Regions from separate parts of the Mus musculus genome. Here region 1 is linked to region 2. The links are chromatin loops, found by intact Hi-C in ENCODE. Cell type or tissue: left cerebral cortex. All regions are shown on one strand. Each heading gives the region's core, and the rest is flanking DNA. Links, peaks and the distances in the headings are about the cores only.

Region 1 (9,755 bases), core at 1,085-9,084, 68 kb before region 2:
TCCACCTTTGACCTCGGTGTGCTTGGGGATGACCTGAGGTCAATGACCGACCGGCACCCCACTCCACCCCCATCCCACCAGGTCCAGGGCGGGGCTGTGACCTGCTTGTCTGGAATTTGGCTTACACTGTTTACCACTGCTCAATCGTTGCAGTGAGCTCCAGCCACCCAGCTTCAGAAGAAATGGCTGCAGAGGCCCACAGGCAGCAGGGCTCTTGCCCCACCATCCCCTCAGAGGGCTGTGGAAAGTCACCAGAGAAGAAAGGCAGTGCGGCCGACTCTAGACCTGGTGAGCTGGAGTCTGTGGGGCAGGGAGGAAGCAGGGCATAGAAGACACAGGAAGCAACTCTGCCCTGATTCCAGACTCCATCTGCATGGACTGATTCCAGGTGCTAGGGTTCCTTTCTCAGAAACCCCAGAAGTCCACGAAGGTATGCTTCCTCCAAGCAAGTGTGCACTCTCTTCTTGTGCATGTATAGATTCATGATGCCTGGTGTGTGTGCGTGTGTGTGTGTGTGTGTGTGTGTGTAAGAAATGTCAACCTCTGCCTTACTTTTTTTAAGAGGCTCTCACTTGGCCTGGAGTTCACTGGATTAGCTAGGCTGGCTGGTCAGCAGTCCCAGAAATTATTGGTTACTGCCTCCCTGGAGCTGGGCATAGCCCTGCATCTATCTGGTTTTGGGTGTGTGTGCCTAGGAGGAGAGTTTTGGGGGAATCTAATTCTGATCTTCGTGCTTGCACCTCGAGAACTTTTCTTACCCAGTTCTCTCCCCAGCCCACCTCATTCTTTCTGGATTACGGGAAAGGAGAAAGGGGTCACCAGTAAATTGTTTGCTGATAGAGTGAGCCTGACCCAAAGGCATGGCTCACAGAGAAAAGCTTGCCAACTGAGCTAATAATATAATAGGGATAGCATTGTCAGGAGCATGGCCCCACGTCCTTGCCATCAGGTAAAGAAGGAAGAAAGGTCAGCTATATGGCAGCTGCTCTCAGAGAAGAGGACGCTCTAAGTATTTCCCCTGAAGCTTTGACGGGTATTGAGTGTCTGAAGGCTGAAGTCTTTTCTCCATATTTTCAGAAATTCAGGAATAGACTAAGTCGTGTGTGTGTGTGTGTGTGTGTGTGTGTGTGTGTGTGTGTTTGTGTGTGTACAATTTATAGGAATCATGGGTTCTGGGGCTGACTCAGGTTAGCAAGTTTGGCAGCTTACCTGCTGAACTATCTCCCTGGCCTCCATATGGGTGTAGCACATTTCAAGTTTAGCCACAAGCAGGGACTGTTGATTGCACATGAAAATTTTGGTATCAGGTGATAGGTTATTTCTCCACCACAGGTGAAATGAGCCGATTCAAGCCAGATTATATTTTATTAAAGGCAGGTTTTTTGGGAAGCTGTTTTCAGGCAAGTTCATTGGCCCCACGGATTGAGGCCAGGAGAGTCGCCATGATGGGGAAGTGGGGGAGTGGGGAAGGAAATAGAGAGGAAGGGAGAGCACAGAGAGGTGAAGGGAGACCAAGATGTCTGGATTGTATAGGGAAGAGCATCTGGGCAAAGGACTGTTCAGCCGCTGGACTGGAAAGTTCAGGGTTTGGGGCAGGGTATGCTGGGTTGGGGGCAGGGTATACCATGTAGGGACTGAGGGATGCTGGTAGAAACTGGAGGCTAGGTCTGCTTTGATATGTAAAATATGTAGTCCTTGGGTTTGAAACCAGACACTGTGGAGTATCAAGGCCAGCTTGAGATACATGAGACTTTATCTAAAATAAAGTTCACTTCAATTAAAAAAAAAAGTTCTACTTCAGTAGAGGAATAGAAAGAGGTAACCTTATTCTATAGTGGGGCAGCAATCAAGGTGCAGGGGATTTGGGAAATACTCAAGGTGGCTCCCAGTGTCTCATAAGCCACACCTTACAATACAGAGTGATATACCATACTAGGTCACAACAGGAACGATATACCTTTGATTCCAAGACCAGCTAGCCTCAAGGGCTATCCTCCTGCCCCCTCACCTGCCTGTCTCGGTTCTCTGGGTACATCTGAGATGGCCTTTTACCCACTGGGTTATGTTAATAGCAAAGGATTCCTCACTTTTCTGGGTCACCCTCACCAAGTGCAGCTTATCTCCTATATAGAAGAGAACAACCCCCACCCACCCACACACCCCACACTGCCAAAGCTTGGGGGAGTCTCATGGTGCCTGGCTTAGTTGGCACAGCTGGACAATAGGATGTTCCCCGGGCCTCAGCCAGACAGGACCAGATTCAAGTGGCCGGGCTCTTGATCATGGCAGCCAGAAAACACGGTGGCTTCCTGTGGCCATCTAGTTTTAATAGGCAAGTAGAACATTTATTTTGTACACAGAGACAGATGTGTTCTGTCCTCATCTATAAGTGGGGGATCAATCCAAGATAGAAAAGCAAACAATGTCCCATTCCTTGCTGGGCCAAGTAGAAGATGAATCTGAGTTTTCTTCCTGGATGCTCTTGTCCTCTTAGCCAAAGCGCTAGCCTTATCTTTACGTAAAAGAGCTACCTCAAGGTCTCTGGAAATAGACTGCTTGGCAACTGAATGTACAGATACTGTATGTGTGGCCTCTGCTGTATCTGCCACATTCCAGTGCAGCTGGGTACACAGGAGAGCAGAGTAGCCAGAACCCCTCACTGACAGAAGCTTTGTGTATGTGTTCATGCACGTGTGTGTGTGTGTGTGTGTGTGTGTGTGTGTGTGTGTGTGTGTAGATAAATGTGTGCATGTATATGTAGAGGTCAGGCCTTCAGTGCAGTTCCACAAGGTACCATCTACCTTCCTTCTTGAGGCAAGGTCTCTCACTGGCCTAGAACTCACCAAGTAGGTTGGTCAGTGATTTGCCCATCTGCCTTCCTACTACTGGGATTCCAAGCTTGTGCCATCATGCCTGGCTTTTTTATGGACCAAACCCAGGTCCTCATGGTTGTAAGACAAGTAAGTACTTTACTGGCTGAGCCTTCTCCTCACTTCCCCAGACAGTTTTTCAAGGCCAAGCACTGTGTGTAGGCAGCATGCTGAGCAAACATACTGTTCTAGACTCTGGTTCTTGTCTGCTCAAGACAGGGGCCATCCCTCGAATTTTGCCTGCCCTGAAACCTACCCTGTGTAGCACCTTGGGGCATTATAGCTAAAATGGATAGAGTACCTTTAAGAATGACCACAGGAACTCAGAAATGTGTTTGCTGGTACATGTTTGGACAGTGGGCCCCTTGAAGGAGGCTAGAAAGGATCTAGGCACTGAAGCAGACAAAATAGAGAGCTGGTGGAGGAAGCCCCTAGCCGAGAGGAAGTTCAGGATGCTTGTGGGAGCTCTGGGTTACTGGGAGAGCAGGGAAACCCTTAAGAGCAGCATTTCATTCCTCAAAGAGCACAGAACTCTGCTTCTTCAACCCACTGTACCTTTAAGAAAAAAAAATCATTTATTGTGTGTGTGCACAAGCTTGAACAGTACACATATGGAGGTCAGAGGACAACTTTTCACTTTATGGTCCTGGGGGTTGGGGGCTGAACTCAGGCTTGTTGGCAACTGCCTTTACTCCTTGAGCCATCTTGCTGGTTCTTCCTGGATACTTTAGGGCCATCCCTGAGGCCCAGCCTTCTTACTTCTGGCCTCTCAAAATCTTGTTTCCAGATACCCCGAGGCTTCCCAGAAAACAAGATTCTTAGAATTCCTCAATGTAACTTCCAGCTGAGCCTTGAAGCTTCACACCTGCAATCCCTGCAGGGCAGGCGCTGTGGCCCTTAACTGCTAAAAGTTCAAGGCCAGTCTGGGCCTCTTAGGGAGGCGCTGTTTCCAAAACAAAACAAAACAAGGAGCCCAGGAGATGCTCAGTTGGCAAAGCATTGCCAAGCAAGCTGGAGGATCTAAGTTCCGGTCACCCACACCCATGTAAAAAAGGCAGCACTCCATGACTGTGATCCCAGCACTGGGCAAAGGAGACAGGACTACCCAGGGCTCACCAGCAAGCCTAGCCTAGCCGAACCAGTGAGCTCCAGGTTCTGCTAGGGAAAATAAAAAATAAAGTGGAGATCCAAGTGAAGAGAAGACCTAACATTGATCTGTGGCCCTCATGCATACATGCTCATGTGTGCATGCTCCCATCCCCCAACACATGCGTGCACATATATAAACACCTTCATAGGTTCCTCACCCTCCTGAACGCACTGTAAAAGTCAAAGCTCCTTAGTAGGAGTTAATGGACTTCTGCTCTAGGAAGTCTAGAAAGTCTCATTCCTGTGAGTCAGGAAAACCACACTCCCATTTCCCATAAACTGAGCATGAAGCTAATGCCCCTAGGGCCATCGGTATCAGGTAGGAAAGGCCATAACGTAAGTCTGAAGTGACATCATTATGCTGTGCCCTAGTGGGTTGCTGTGCGACAAAGCAGGGCGAACTGGGGCAGGGAATAGCAGTGGGCAGTGTCCCAGGGCAGGGGATACCTTTATCAGGACAGGGTGGTATCTTAGAACTCAGAGGTGTGTGTAGGGGTTCTAGCTTAGCCAGTAGTTCCCAGAGAGCCAGGATGGACCACCACAAAACCAACGGGGCATTGAAACCTGAAGACTTCTGAGAGCAGGTCAAAAATCATTTCTGAGGAGACAGATGTGATCCAGCTACAGTCACCCCGGTCTGGTTACAAACCTGTGCACCCTTGTTGGAGACAGGAGGGGTTTGCTAAACTCACACCCGCTTGTCACCCACCTGTGCAGCCCTAGCCTGCTGCCTAAATGACCACTTTGACCTTGATCAAAAACTGCCCTTGGATTTTAAGAGTTCTTAGAAAGGGGGAGGCACGCAGAGGTCACCCCGTCTTCCCGCTCCCTGTTCCTCCTCGTCCATGGTGGTGGGTTCTGCTGACTGTGGGCAGATCAGGAAGTGACAAGACAGGCTCTGAGACTCCCTAGGGGAACGGCTGGTGGAGGGTTGGTGGCTGGTGGCTTCCTCCACTTGTAGTGCAGGGCGGAGACAGCGATTGAGACTAGAAGGGGTGGCACTGCTGGATAAACGGCTACAAGCTGGCGGGCAGCCACTACCCCGCCAGGTCCGGCCCCACGGGCGGGCGGGACTCAAGGAGAGGAGGAGCCTGAGGCCGAGCCACCGCCTCCTCCCGCGACCTGCAGCTGCCAAGGCTCCTCCAAGCGGCCGGCTGCCGAGGTGAGTGACCCTGCCCCGGCACGCTCGCGTGCTTTAGGCTGTGCATGGTCCCTAGGACCCTTGTAGCATGCCTGCTGTGACGCACCCTGAGCAGTCACTACAGGTCGGGAAACCTTGTCTCCTAGAACCAAGCCACGTGAGGCTGGAGATAGAAGATCTCAGCGGGGTGCCCACAGACCAGGGAAAGCGGGCGTCTGGAGCCCGGGTTTCACTTGTGAGCCACCCTCCGGGGCAGTCCTGAACTACCAGGGTCCCACGTGCTCTTCGTTTTTTGCTCAGCGGGTTTCGGGGGAGAGAGTGCCTAGTACCCAATAGGCAGATCTGCCTAGTGCCCGCCTCTGTCCGCGGAACCTTAGCCTGGAAAGTTCTTCCTGTCCACTGAAATCTGGGAGTAGGTTACCGGCAGGAGTGTAGTGGTAACTTTGGTCACTCTAGATAGATACAGTGGAGGTTGTGGCTTAGGCTGTTTGGGTCAAGAGGCAGTTTGCGCTGGTGGAGGTCGGGGATGAGGGGCGGTGGGGGGGACCAAGAAGCCAAACAAGTGTTCAGAGCCACTTCCAAAACAGGCTCCAGAAGTGGGGGTTTGTGAAATGCCCTAGGGAGGCATGTCTGTCCGGCAGAGTGCTGCTATGATATAATTAGCAGCTAACATTTCTCCGACACTTATATGTGCCTGGGTGCAAGTAGGGGCTCTGTGCACATTAGTCCAACTAATCCTGGCAGCCAGGAGAGTCTGTTCTGTTATTCAGGGGAATTCTGAGCCTTCCAAATCCCCGGTGTTTTGCAAGGACACAGGTAGCAAATTATAGAAGTTGTTAAACTTTCCCAACAAAGAGGGCTTCTATCAGGTAAAGGAGGTCAGATCCTCAGGCTGTCTGGACAGCACCATGAACGCAGTGCTGGGCGAGAACAATGCCCACAAGAGGAAAGAGCATGCCCTCTTAAGTCACCCCAAGGGCTGGTGTGTGTAGTCTGTCTGTCCATGTGGAGGCCAGAGGTGGATGTTGGGTGTCTTCCTTTATTGCTTTGTACATTTTGAGAGATGGGCTCACTCCCTGAACCTGGAGCTCACCAGTTGGCTAATCTGTCTGGCCAGCAAGCCCTGGGAATCCTCCGGTCTCCGCCTCCCCAACTCTGCCATTACAACTGTGCATGAGTGCACTAGCTTTTGACCTGAGTTCTAGACACCCAATCGTAGCTCCTTGGGCTGGCCCAGAAAGCACTTCACTGACTCAACTCTCTCCCCAGCCCTGCAAGGGCTGTTAGAAACACAGATGTCCAGTCCTCCTGGGCAACCAACTGAGTCGGCCAGGAGCACGTGGAGGGCCCGGCAGTGTGTCTGTCTGCCTTGCTCATCTCTGTCACCAGTGGTCTGCAAAGGGGTTGACAGGAAACAAATGCTTAACCCAGTGTTCCACGGATGAAGAGACGGAAAGGGGCAAGCAATGTCATGAGGGAAAGGGTGGGGATGGGAAACATGGGAGGCTAGTGGCCTCGGAGTCAGCTGGGAGCTCAGGATGGCCCACCTGATCATCTAGAGTTGGATCAGATTACCTGAAGCCTCCTGAGGTCTTCCAGGCCTGATCTGGTTAAGCTTGGATCTCTCCAGTCTGAAGACACCAGATAGATGGATTCCTGGCCCAGCCTGTCTTCTGTCCTTGTTTCAGGATTCTTCCTTCCTTAGCCTCTTCAGAGACAGAGTATTGGGCAGGGTTTCAAGGTGTTAAAAAGTGAAAGTTCTTGATCGAAGTCCAAAGCCACACACCTTCGCAGTGGGTGGGATGAGACAGGTAGGAGAGTCTGGCTTTGTAGCCAGCAAGCAGCGAGTCTGAATCTCAGCCAACACTTCTGGATCTCTGGACTTGGCTCTGCAATTGGTAAGCCTTTCCTGGGCCCTTAGGCACTGTATCCTCATAAAACAGAGAGAGTGCTACCCACGGGCATTCATTATACAGAGCTCCAAGTTGTCAGAGTTTGTTAAGTATCAGGTTCCTCACTCTGCTCCCAAGGGTTTGAGTATTAATGCCATGTGTTTGAGTTTATGTCTATGTCAGGGTGTGTGCAGGTGTGCAAGTGTGTTTTCACATGAGCGGGAAGACCAGACATCAACCTCAGCTGTCATTCTTCTTGCTCCTTGCTCTCTCACTGCTCTGGGTCTTGCCAGTTCAGCTTGGCTGGCTGGCCTGTGAGCCCCAGGGATTGCCTGCTTCCCCGGGTTTGTGATTACAAGTGTGCACCGCCATCCTCAGCTTTTTCATATGGGTTCTGGGGATTGGACTCAGGTCCTCAAGCTTGCAAGGCAAGTAGTTTTATCAACTGAGTTATTTCCCTATGTCAGATTTGAGTATGAATCTGATTGGACCTTCCAGGCTCATGGAGAGAAGACCATCAAAGCCCAGAGTGGAGTCTGACATCCCCTTCTCTGTGACAGGGCTGGCCACAGCTCCAGGCCCCAGCAACCCTTGTTGAGAGTCTGGGCACCTACCTCCAGGACAGGAAAGAGTCTTTCTCTGCTTTCTGCTGTCTGCAAACTGAAACCTTAATAGGCTGAGGCAAGGGTGGAAGGTCTTCTGGGACTTGGGTTCTCTGCCTTCCAACTGAAACTGGATCTGCCTCTTGCTGCCTTCCCTACCCTGCAGAGTGGTTAGGACTTGCTGGGTTGGGCAGGCAGGAGGTGGGTACTTTAAGTACTCTATGAAATTTCCCTCTAGTGTCTGGACCAGGAATGGGCCTCTGGATTTAAAAGGAAGGAGTTTGCCAATTTAGAACCTGTGTTGGCTCCTTTCGTCTGTGAAGGGATGAGTGTGTGCCTCTGTTTTGTAGTGTGTGAAGACATGTACATGCCATGGTTCTTGGGTAGAGGTCAGAGGACAACTCGGGAGACTTTGTGGTCCTCTTGTGTCTTTACAGGTCACCAGGTCAGCAGGTCACCAGGGCTTGTGCTTTAACCATTGACCCATCTTAGCAGTGTTTGTTTCCTTCTCTTGCCCCACCCATGAAACCCCATTTTAATCTGTGAGGTTGTTAAGGTTATGAGGGGGGCTTCTCACATGATATGCAAGTATAAAGTCAGGAAATCATATCTTCTAGTTGACCCCCAAACTGGGCCTATAATCTGTCCCACCCAGCCTCTGACAGAGAGCTTCAGCTCACCCCCTTCCTGTCCTTGGCCTGCTGTGCACTGATGCCATCCCACCTGAAATGACAGTCCTCATTCCTGAGCGGTTAGCTTCCCCACACACCCGAGCCTGGCCCAAGCAATGGTGTGATCCTCCCAACCACATGACTTTTCCAAGGGCCGACTAGCCTTCAGTCTCTTCTTTCAATCCCAAACCAGAGACTCCTTGCCACTCACTCTAGGTCTGTCCAAATCGTGCTTCCTCGTCCAAGTAACAGTTGCAGAGCGCTCACTAGGTGCCAGGCACTCAGACCAGCACAGTTGGCAGTACTACCCAGCTGTTCCACTTCCAAACTCATCTGAAACCTCTGTATTACCAAGTACAAGTAAAGAAAGGCCTCTCTTCCATGTGCCTGGCCCCCCAGAGCAATGTTTTGAGTAGACCTCTGCCCAGTTGCCCCTACAGTGTAAAAGCCCTCCACCAGAAGAGTTAGCCCTCCCAAACAACACATCTTTACCTGTCACCTTGGTCACCCACAGGAGCAACTATGGATATCACCGTTCCGTAGTCAGGTCTGTCTTCCGCTTCATGCCAGCAGCCTGGTGCTTATACATTAATTTCCATGCTGGGAACTAAACACAGGGTTAGAGCATTCTGGGCAAGCGCTCTTACACTGAACTGCTCTCCAGCTCTGATTGCTTGTTTTGTACCTCTTTAGTTCTCAGTTTAGGAGATTAAGCTTGTCCAAACAAGGAGACAGTCCCAAGAGCATCACACTAGCCAATGGCATGGATGTGGAGGAGTATGAGATCAGTGAAGGGTGGAGTGGGTTATCCCAGCACTTGTGAAGAGAGCAAAGCCTTCTTGAGGCTGGTGAGCAGGCCTTCCACAGTGACCACCTCCCCATACTATAGACGCCTGTTACCTGTGGGGTGGAGGTTTGTCATTCTTCCCGGCAGGCTTATGGAGGAGGCAGAACCCCAACAGTGAGGTTGGATGTCTCTGAGGGCAAACTTGTTCTAGGTGGCTGTGACCCAGACCCTCCTGGTGGAGTTGACCTGAACAGTGTGGGATATGACAAGGAGCCAGTGCTCGGTTGTCTGGGTGACCAGCCTTGCCTGTGCAAGGGTCAGAAGCAAACTGGAAGCAGTGGTTGTGTCCAGCAAACCAGTGCCCCCACGAAGACTGAGCCAATGTAAAAGATGACATGAGTCCCTCGGATGGTCCTTAGAGGGATGGCTCCTGACTGGTCAGAGCTAGAAGGGGAGGAAGCAACTGGAGCCCAGACATCAAGAGTTTTGATTGGGCTGGGGGTGGTATTCTGGAAAGCCTTACTCCTAGAGATCCAGGCTCTGTGGCTAGAGATGGACACCTTAATGCACCTCTGTTTTCCCCGAGCAAAGCCCCAATGGGAGCAGGTAGAACCCTAAGGAACTACAGAGAGAGTATGTTAGC
Region 2 (9,755 bases), core at 925-8,924:
GTGGTCTGGACAACAGCTCACAGGGTGGGAAAGAGTCTGGAGCAGGGCTGCGGTGAGCAGAGCATTCTGAGAGAGCAGAGTGGGTTCTGAGCAGTGCAGAGACCTGGAGCGTCCACGGAAAGCAGTGGAGGGCGTGGAGGGATGTGCTACACACGGTGGGGCAAAGCACATAGTGAGAGAGAGGTGGGAGATGGAACTAGGGGCTACGTGGTCCCTTCTCCCTTACCATAGAGTGTACTTCATCAGAAGGAAATGGGGTCCCATTGGGAGCCACAGTCAGATATTGAAAAGATCCCTTTCCAAGCTGGAGATCCATCAGAAAAGTGCTTACAAATAAGCACGGGCATCCACCTGAGTGGATCAGAAGCCATATTTGTTTTGGATTTTTGTTTTGTTTTGTTCGTTTTTTGTTTTCATTTTAAGCAAGATATAGCAGCATTCCACTGTAATCATTATCTCTGGAGAGGTGGAAATATGTAGATCCCTGTGGCTTGCTAACCAGTAGACTAGCCTATTTGGTCATCTGAGGAATGAGAGCAGAGTTGTCTTCTGGTCTCTACACACACATGTACCCATACACACATATGCACCTGCAAACACATGAACACACACATACACACGTTTGCACACACACTTACATGTACACAAACATTAAAATATATTCATGAGGACGTACGTAAATCAAAGGCAACTCTGTTTCCATTTGTAGAGGGCACTACAGCATCCTGGGATGTGGCAGCCACAGGTCCTGGATGCGTCTTCCTAGGTTACAGTGGACAGCTGTACTTGCAAGTGCTTCACCAAGGTCTGGCACAGTAAGCACTGACCCTCGTGGCTGGGCAAATCAAAATTGTGACATTTGGCTTCTGTTGCTTGTGGAAGGTCTACAGCAAGTCACTGAGCATCAGGCCAGGACCAGACTCAGCACCCTTCAGCCCTCAGCATGTGGTATCGTGGGTACTTGCTCACTGTTAGGTGTTGGATGCTGGGAGAGAGGGTTCAAGAGGACACTGAAATGGATTATTGGGAACTAAGAATTTGTTAGATTTATTAGCACTTTGGACAGACAGACAGACAGAGGGGCAGCAGCATGGCAGGGCTCCAAGGAGAGTTCGGGCACCATCATCCGAAATAGACAGCATGGGGGTCTGTAAAGAGGAGAGAGCCCACAGGGCAGAAGTGGGGTCTGCTCTGACATCTTCTGGGAACGTGGGAAGGCTGACAGCCCAGCTCTCTGACTCCCAGGCAGGAGGCAGGGAAGGGAGCAGCAGCAAGCAGGAGGGCCCGCTGATCCCTGAACACAATATCCTTCTGTATGAGCTAAAGGTGGGAAAGTCTGCCCTCAGCGTCCCAGGAGGGTGCATGTCAGTGTCTGCGGCAGGAAAGCAGCTGCAAAGCAGAGGCTAGGGCCTCACCTTAATGTTTAAGGTTACGCTTGTCTGTCTGTCTGTCTGTGTGTCTGTCTGCCTGTCTGGTAGAGGGAAGGGAACGTGCACGCATGCTTGCAGAAATCAGCTCTCTCCTTCCATCATGTGGGCCCCAGGGAGCCAATTCACTCTGGTTGCGGGGCTTGGTGGCAAGTGTCTGACCCACTGTGCCATCCCTCGGGCCCTCTCCTCCATACATTTTGAAGTGACATTAGGTCCTGTGGATTATGAAGGAACCTTTTCATTTTTTCAAAAGCCTTCCTGGAAAGCAGTAAACCTTCTCCTCTGACATCTGAAGGATATAAATGATAGTATGATTTTTTTAAGATTTATTTATTATCATATATAAGTACACCATAGCTGTCTTCAGAAGAGGGCATCAGATCTCATTGCGGGTGGTTGTAAGCCACCATGTGGTTGCTGGGATTTGAACTCAGGATCTTCAGAAGAGCAGTCAGTGCTCTTAACCGCTGAGCCATCTCTCCAGCCCCAATAGTGTGATTTTTAATGTATGTATATGTTTGTTTATATGTACACAGATGTGCATGCATGTGTGTGGGAGTCAGAGGCCAGCTCTGATGCTCCCCCTCAGGAATGTCGTCCAGGTCCTTTGAGACAGGGTCTCTAACTGGCCTGCAGCTCACCTACTTGCGGATGCTGCTGGGCTCGGGCTGCAGGGGTCCTCGCACCCTTACATTTTAAAGTGAGTTCTGGGTATTGAATTCAGGTTCCTCTACTTGGAATCCAGGAACTAGAAAATGCTACCCAAGCACCCTAACCTGAACCATAGCTCCAGCTCCTATAACCAATTTCTATGCTTAAAGCCCATTGCATTAAAAAAAAAAGTTAAATTGGGTTTATATGTGTGTTTGTGTGTTTAGCCATGGAGAAGTGTACTGCTCACAGAGGCCAGAAAAGAGGGGGGGGGTCAGATCCCCTAAAGCTGGAGTTACAGGTAGTAGCGAGCTGCTATAGGTGGGTGCTAGGAACTGAACTCAGGTCTCTGCAAGAGCAGAATGCACTCCTCACCGCTGAGCCATCCCCTCTGCCCACTTCCCATCATCTTCTAATAAGATTTGTTCTTATCTGGACGCCTCTCCAGCTGTGGTACCGTATTAAACATCTGCAGAGTGATAATGGAACTTGGACTGAACACACTGGGCGAGTCACCAGGCTGACGTGAGCTCTACTCTCAGACTCTACTCTTATCTCCGCCTCTGCTCCCTGTCATCAGCCCGACATGGACTGAGAACACAGGACGTGGCACTTGGCTTTTACTCTGGTTGGTACTCATGATGGTTAATCCTAACCGACAGTCCAATGAGAGCTGGAACCACTTAGGAGACGCACCTCTGGGTCATCTGCGAGGCCAAGACTGAGGAGCAGAGAGAAGACCTGTCCTTAGGGCAGGTGCCATTGTCAATGTATGGCCCAAACATGAAGAGGTCCACAGCATGTTGTCAGAGTGCCTTCTAATGCCTATGGTTATGCCTGTAGATTAGTGCTGCTCTCAACCTTGGCCAGAGAAGTTTCCTCCTGCGGTGGGCAGCTGTTAGTGCAGAGACTCTGAACTGGTCCCAATACCAAGAGCAAGAGACTATTGAATGCTCAGCCCTAAAGAGGACACCTATGCCGACAAGCTCAAGACTCAGGAAACATCTCCGAAGGGAGGCAGAAAGAAGGAAGGGGGAGGAGGAGAGCCGAGCCGAGAAATGCTGTCTTCAGGACATGACACACTCAGTGTGCTAGTGATCTCACTACAGCTGTAGCCAGCACAAGCCCAGTCAGCATGCCAGCAGGCACCACTGATTGCAGAGTGGGTTACCAGTAAATAAATAAATAAGTACATAAGTAAATAAGTAAGTAAGTAAGTAAATAAATAAATAAATAAATAAATAAATAAATAAATAAGCTGGGGAGAGAGTGAAAATAAAAAAGAGAGTCATTTTGGGGTGTCTAAGAGAAGTAGAAGGGGGAAGTTGGGGTTCAGATAATCAAAATACATTATTTACTTGCATAAAATTGTCAAAGAATACAGAATATTCTATTATTAAATAAATAAATAAGAGGTCCAAGGAAAAATCAGTGTCGCTTGCCTGCCTCTGCCTCTGCTTCTTGCTGGTGAATGCATCTACTCTGCTGTTGCTGTTGCTGTTGCTGCTGCCACTCCACCCTACACTGACATCAGAACCCAGCTTCTTCAGCCTTCCACTGTGGATGGAAGTCCAGCATCCCTCCTGTGCCCCTCCATGCCCTCAGCTCCAGATGAGGCATGCAGCTTCCTGGGTGAATACCTGCTGGCTTCCTAGCTTCTCCAGAATGTAGGCAGCCATTACCAGATGGTCCAGCCTGTCATGTAAACCAATATGGTGAATCCCTTTAAATAATATATATTCATTTTTTTGTTCTTGGTTCTAATACACCTCCTAAGTGTGGAGTTTCTTAGTTGTTAAAGTAAGTGAAAGACAAGCACGGGGTTTGCTGAGTCAGCTGCAGGGCCCCTTAGTATTTAAAACCATTCAGCCTTCAGGAAGAAAACAGGGGGTGTCCCCTTCTTCAGACTAATTCTCATGTTCGTGCCACAGGTGTCCCTGTGCCTACAAAGCTCTGACACCTGGGTACAAGAGGGCAGCTCCCAGATGCCCTGCTGGGCAGGGGTTATCCTGCCATTGCATATGGAAGCGGTTTACTTTGGAACCTCACAGGCCCAAACAATGGACATGCACAGCTGCGAATACCAGGAGGCATCGGGCTGGGGAGCTTTGAGAACTCGCTCACCCCTTCAGCCTTCAGTTTTGAAATATGATCCTCAGCAGATAATCAGGGCATTCTGTAAAAAATGTTAGCTCATCCTTCACACTCTAGAAGTCAGCAAGATGGGGGCTGGAGAGGATGGCTCAGTGGGCAAGTGCTTGCTGTACTCCTATGAGGGGTCAGGTGGGATCCCAGCACCTATGTGAAGTCAGGTATAGTGGTGCACACCTGCAACCCCAGTACAGGAATGGGGTAGAGGTCGGCAGATAACAGAGCATCCTGGTCAGTGAGTCTAGCCAATCAGTGAACACCAGGTTCAGAGAGAGACTGTCCCAAAAGGTACCTCATGTCAACTTCTACCCCCTCCACAGACTCACACACACATCTGCACACACTTGCACACAAATATGCACACACACACATATGAATACACACACACACAAACACATATGAATGCACACACACACACACACACACACACACACATACCAGCAATAACAGAGACACAATATAGAAGTTGTGCTATGACTTTAGAATAATCAGGTCCTGACTTTTAAATTAAATCAAAGGTTAGACACTAGCCATCCTGCCACCACTTCTGAGCACTGGCAAGGGCCACTACAGTTACAAGCTAAAGGATTTGACTTTGAGCTAAAGAACTCCAAGGCCAGCCACCCTCCGGTGGGCCAACCACCCACTCTAGGTGATGAATAGATGACTCACTGGTTGTGCCCACAGCTTCCGGTCCTTGGCAGACTCTGCTGCCACCTGGTGGCTGACATAGAGCAGACAGGCACCAACTGCTGCCTGGCCTCTGTAAGGAATGTGAGCTAAAAGTCCGGGAAGGTATCACTGGAGGATACCACTGATCCGTATTGGGGCAGCCAACAGCTGGTCCTGAGCTGCGGATCTAGAAAATTCAAACTGCAAAAGCTGACCTTGCAAGACTATTCTACCCAGAAACCACATTTGGCCTCTCTCTGTAACCATTTGTTCTATAGCTGAACTTGAAGCAAGGTTTGCCCAGAGAACAGAGGAAGTGTCCATTGCTCTGCTGTTTGAAGGAGTCTACTGTTCCTAAGTGGAAAACAAAGCAGTCAGAAAAGGTAGATATCAGGTTATGTGCTCTGGATCACCTGCATCCAGGTATAATGTGTCCAGAAAAGGAGACAGAAAGGCAAGGGATTCCTGGAAAACCAGAGTCCTTCCAGGGCTCTGAGAACATCTGGGCCATTGCGGAGCTGAGTTTGACTGGCAGACACTGGCAAGCAGGGTGATAGAGGTGCCTACCTCACTGGAAGTCCCAGCATCATGAGTGCCTGCGTGTGTGGAATATAACATTGTGTTCAGCATCTACAGATTGTGTGTGTGTGTGTGTGTGTGTGTGTGTAGTGTTCATATGTGTGTGAATGTGTGCATGAGAGTGCACATTCTTGTAGGGAGGACAGAGGTCAATATCACGTGTCTTTCTCAATCACTCTCTACCTGATCTTCTTTCTTTTTGAAAGACTTACTTTTTGTAATTGTTTAGATATGTGCATGGGGACATAGGTACCCTTAGAGGCCAGAAGAGAGTGCCAAGTCCCTTGAAACTAGAGTTTCAGGCACTTGTGAGCCATCTACCACAGGTGATGGAAACCAGGCTCACATCCTCTGGGAGAGCAGTACCTGCTCCTAACTGTAGAGCTGTCTCTCCAGACCTTCCATCTTGCTCTGAAACAGTGTCTTTCTTTCACTGAACCCAGAGTTCCCCGGTTTGGCCAGACTGGCTGGCCAGTGAGCTGCAGGAACCTTTGTGTGGGATTATAGACACACACCACCATGTTCAGCTTTTTTTTTTTTAATGTGGCTGCTACAGCTGAGAACCCAGGTTTTCATGCTTGCATGACAAGTCCCCTACCAAATGCACCATCTCCCCAGCAACAGTGTGCACACTGGGGTGCAGTGAGATGAATGTTGTTAATGAAGCATGGATGTGCCAGAATCACATTATGTGTGCTGCACACTTGGCTCGGTCGTTTCCCCTGAGCCCAGAGGCAATCTGAGGTCAGCGCAGACATCCTGCTTGAATGGAGTAGAAGACTGAGGCTTCTGCCCCACCAAGGTCAGACCTCTCGGTTAGTGGTGGTGGGTGCTGGCTCTTCGGGCTGCTGCTGCCTGACTGCACAGCAAATGCTCCTTCCTTCTCCTCACGCTTGCCTAAAGCAAACACAGCAAGACAAATAACGCAGCCCATGCAGGAGGGCACCATTTGCCTTTTGTAATCTGAATGATTTTTAATGTCACCACAAGTTCACTTCTAGGTCACTTCTAAGCAAGCAACTTTGCTTGAAGTCGAGTGAGGGAGACTGCACGATCGTGTGGACAGTCCTAAAAGCCACTATTGAGCTCTCTGCCCCGCTTTCCAGGGACTGTTCAAGAGGAGACAGATGATAGTCTAGGACATTCCCCTTTCTAATGGTGGAAAAATTAGAATAATGTTTTGTTTTCTGGCTGGCAAAAAAAAAAAAAAAAAATCCTCACAAGACACAGAACTGCCTCTGGGCATACAGAGAACTTCTAGGCAGAGAATACATCTGAAACCTGGAGATGCAGATACAGCCCCTACCAGAGGGAGACTGACATAATCTGTATCCCTCTGTCTCTCTCTTTTGTAGACAAGGTCTCATGAAGCCCAGGCTGACCTTGTTATATAAAGGGTGACTCTGACCTTCTGGTCCTCCTGCCTCCACCTCCCACGTGCTGGGATTGTAGACAGCACCACCACGCCCAGTTTACATGGTGCTGGGGATTCTACCCCTGGCTTTGTGCATATTCGGCAAGCAGCCCACCAACTCAGCCACACCCCAGCCCCTCCAACGCAACTCCTAATCATGTTTTCTCAACTCCTATTAAAATACATAAGCATTCAGGAACACTCAGCATGTTTTCCCAGAGCCCAGTCTATTCAAGTTTATGAAGCTGATTATATAGATATATTCCTTTTATTCAGACCCACTGGATTATTTCGCTATAAAATGAGTGTCAGAAACCTGCCAAACTTTGTTTTAAAATGCAAACTCAGTCTCCAAGTCACTCATTCATGTCACCAAGAGCTGAAGTCAGAGAGTTTATAGCAGAGAGGTGGCAGGGGCTGGCCACCTAGGACCTCTAAGCCTCCTCAGCTTTGACTGAAAGGAAGGTGGTGTGTGTGTGTGTGTGTGTGTGTGTGTGTGTGTGTGTGTGTGTGTACACCACTGCATGTATGTGAAGGTCAGAGGACAATCTGAAGAAACCAGTTCTCTTTCTAGCATGTAGGTCCTGATGACCAAACTGAGGTCACCAGGCTTGGTCACACACGTCTTTATCCACTGAGCTATCTCACTGGCCCACCTGGGTTTTTCCTAAAATAAATATTTTATTTTATGTATATGTGTGTATGCCTAAGTGTATGCATGTGTATCAGCATACAGGAGCCCACAGAGGGCGTTGAATTACCCGAAACTAGAGTTATAGACAGCTGTGAGCCAGCATGTGGGTGCTGAGAACTGAGCCCAGGTCCTCTGGAAGAGCAGCCAGTGCTCGTAACCACTGAGCCATGTCTCCAGCTCATCATCTGGTTTTCTTCAGTGAGTTCTGGGAATCTTCACTCTGATGGGTCCTCAGGCTCGTGGTACAGGAACATTACCCACTGAGTCACGCTCTGCCTTTGCTTATTTTCAGTCAGTCATATAGCATCATCTGGACCCAAAGTGGATTTTCTCCATCTTCAGTCTGGCTGCCCACAAAAGTCGTTATTGTCTGAGTACTGACTCAGAGCAGCACAGAACAGGGCAGGCTACACTCTATAAAACACTGTGTAAGCAGGGTGACACGCATCCCGGATGCCTCATCCAGGCTATTATATACTGTATGATCTCTCCAAGAAAGAGATGAGTCTCCAAAAGCCATTACCTAAATTCTTATGTTCATGTTCTCACCCAAAATGCACATCTGGGAACAGGAGGCTGATCTCAGGTCTGACTTATTGGATGTTTCAAGTGGAGAGATATGACAGGCACGTCTTCTCCTCTATACCTGCACTTCCCAGGATGCCGGAAGCACAGAGTGAAGGGGAAGGGAAGAGGGAAGCCACAGGTGTCACTGTGGGGTCTATGTGAGGTGCAGTGATGCTGAGGCCTGCAGAGCCCTTAGCTGCTTGTCCTGACGGCAGAGTTCAAATCACTGTTGAATCAACTAAGAGAACATCTTCCTATTGAATTAACTTCCTTAATCAGATTCACCGAGACTTTCTGAGAATAACATGAGGTGAGGCAGCCATCATGAACTGAGTCCATCCCCTGAACAAGTACACACAGTGAGAGAAGGATGACAGAAGTCCAGCTGCCCGGGGTCAGCGACATGGTCCACCCCGTATAGCACTTGCTGCACAAGCACGAGGACTCAGGTTCGAATCCCCAGGACACACATATGAAAAGTCGGTGGCAGCAGAGCCTGTCTACATCTCGGCAGTCATACAGTGAAATGGAATGCAAAGACAAAAGAATTGCCTAGAAGCGTGCTGGCCGGCTAGCTTAGGCATCAGAATCAGCAAGCAACAGAGACCCTGTCAAAATACAGTGGACGGTGAGGACTGACATCGCTCACATATACATGCACATCACATGTACATTACATACATACATACATACATACATACATACATACAATGTTGTTTAAAAGCACAAGTATCTTGAGTTCAAAGCCCAGAATCTCTAGAAAAGACTTCTAGGAAAGAGAAGACAGGTGGATCCCTAGGACTCCATGGCCATAGCCCAATTGGCTAATTCCAGCCCAGTGATGGAACCTATTTGTGGTTCTCAGCCTCCACATGCATATGCACATGTGTGCATTCATACCCCTGCATGCACACACACCCTAACAGGATCATGTATGCACACAGGTGTGCACACACAGTTGCTCAAAGCTGCGTCTGGACTGCTCTGCCTATTAAGAAAGCAACCCCAGAGCCTGCCACAAATGACAAATGTATTGTCAGAAGAAGGCATGCCCTGCCCTCCCTTCCTGTCCTCCTCAGAGTCCCCAGGCTGGGCCACATCCTCAGGTGTCACATACAGACAGGATCACTGCCATTGCATATATCTGGGAAAGCATTGAAGTAGACATGTCTACTATGGGGAAAAGATCCCCCAGGCTCGCACAGCCCACGTGGGTAGTGCAGGGTCTGTGCGTTCCTGTGACACGGGAAGAGGCGGCAGGTTCTTCCCACTGAGGGCGGCAGTGATGAGTGTTGAGTCTTGTGATGAGCATGGTTGGAAGCTGCCCACTGGTGCAGGGTGGACAATATTCCAGTTGTGTTCCCTGAGTGCCCAATGCTGCTATTTTCAAAGCATCCCTGAAAGTGAGGTATGGAGTCAGAAGCAATGTGCATGTGTGTACATGTGTGTATGCTCTGAACATGGCAGTCACAGGACAGCATGGAGGAAGTGGTTTTCTCCTTCTACCACGTGGGATCTGGGGATTGAACTCAGGAAATCAAACTTGGCAGCAAGCACCTTTGTCCGTTGAGCCATCTTGCCTGTCCCAAGTGTACAT

Evidence for each region. A loop is a pair of places that touch in the nucleus more often than their neighbours do. Peaks named below come from ENCODE experiments on the same cell type or tissue, not always from the same donor. Only the 100,000 strongest peaks of a DNase experiment are listed, where the experiment ranks them.
Region 1: a loop joins it to region 2, with 2.2 times the contacts of the local background. A loop is called at or near these places in 1 of 42 quality-filtered maps.

The regions. Positions count from the first base shown.
Region 1 is chr1:120,260,658-120,270,412 of GRCm38, reverse strand. It overlaps a transcript of Steap3 not described here. Among named protein-coding and RNA genes, the nearest start is that of Steap3, 6.7 kb to the right of the region's middle. In left cerebral cortex, for the core only: no CTCF peak of the experiment used is centred there; a DNase peak (open chromatin) is centred at 5,053; H3K4me3 peaks cover 1,208 bases; H3K27ac peaks cover 273 bases.
Region 2 is chr1:120,192,554-120,202,308 of GRCm38, reverse strand. No RefSeq gene overlaps it. Among named protein-coding and RNA genes, the nearest start is that of Steap3, 61 kb to the left of the region's middle. In left cerebral cortex, for the core only: a CTCF peak has its summit at 4,955 (motif pointing left); a DNase peak (open chromatin) is centred at 4,928.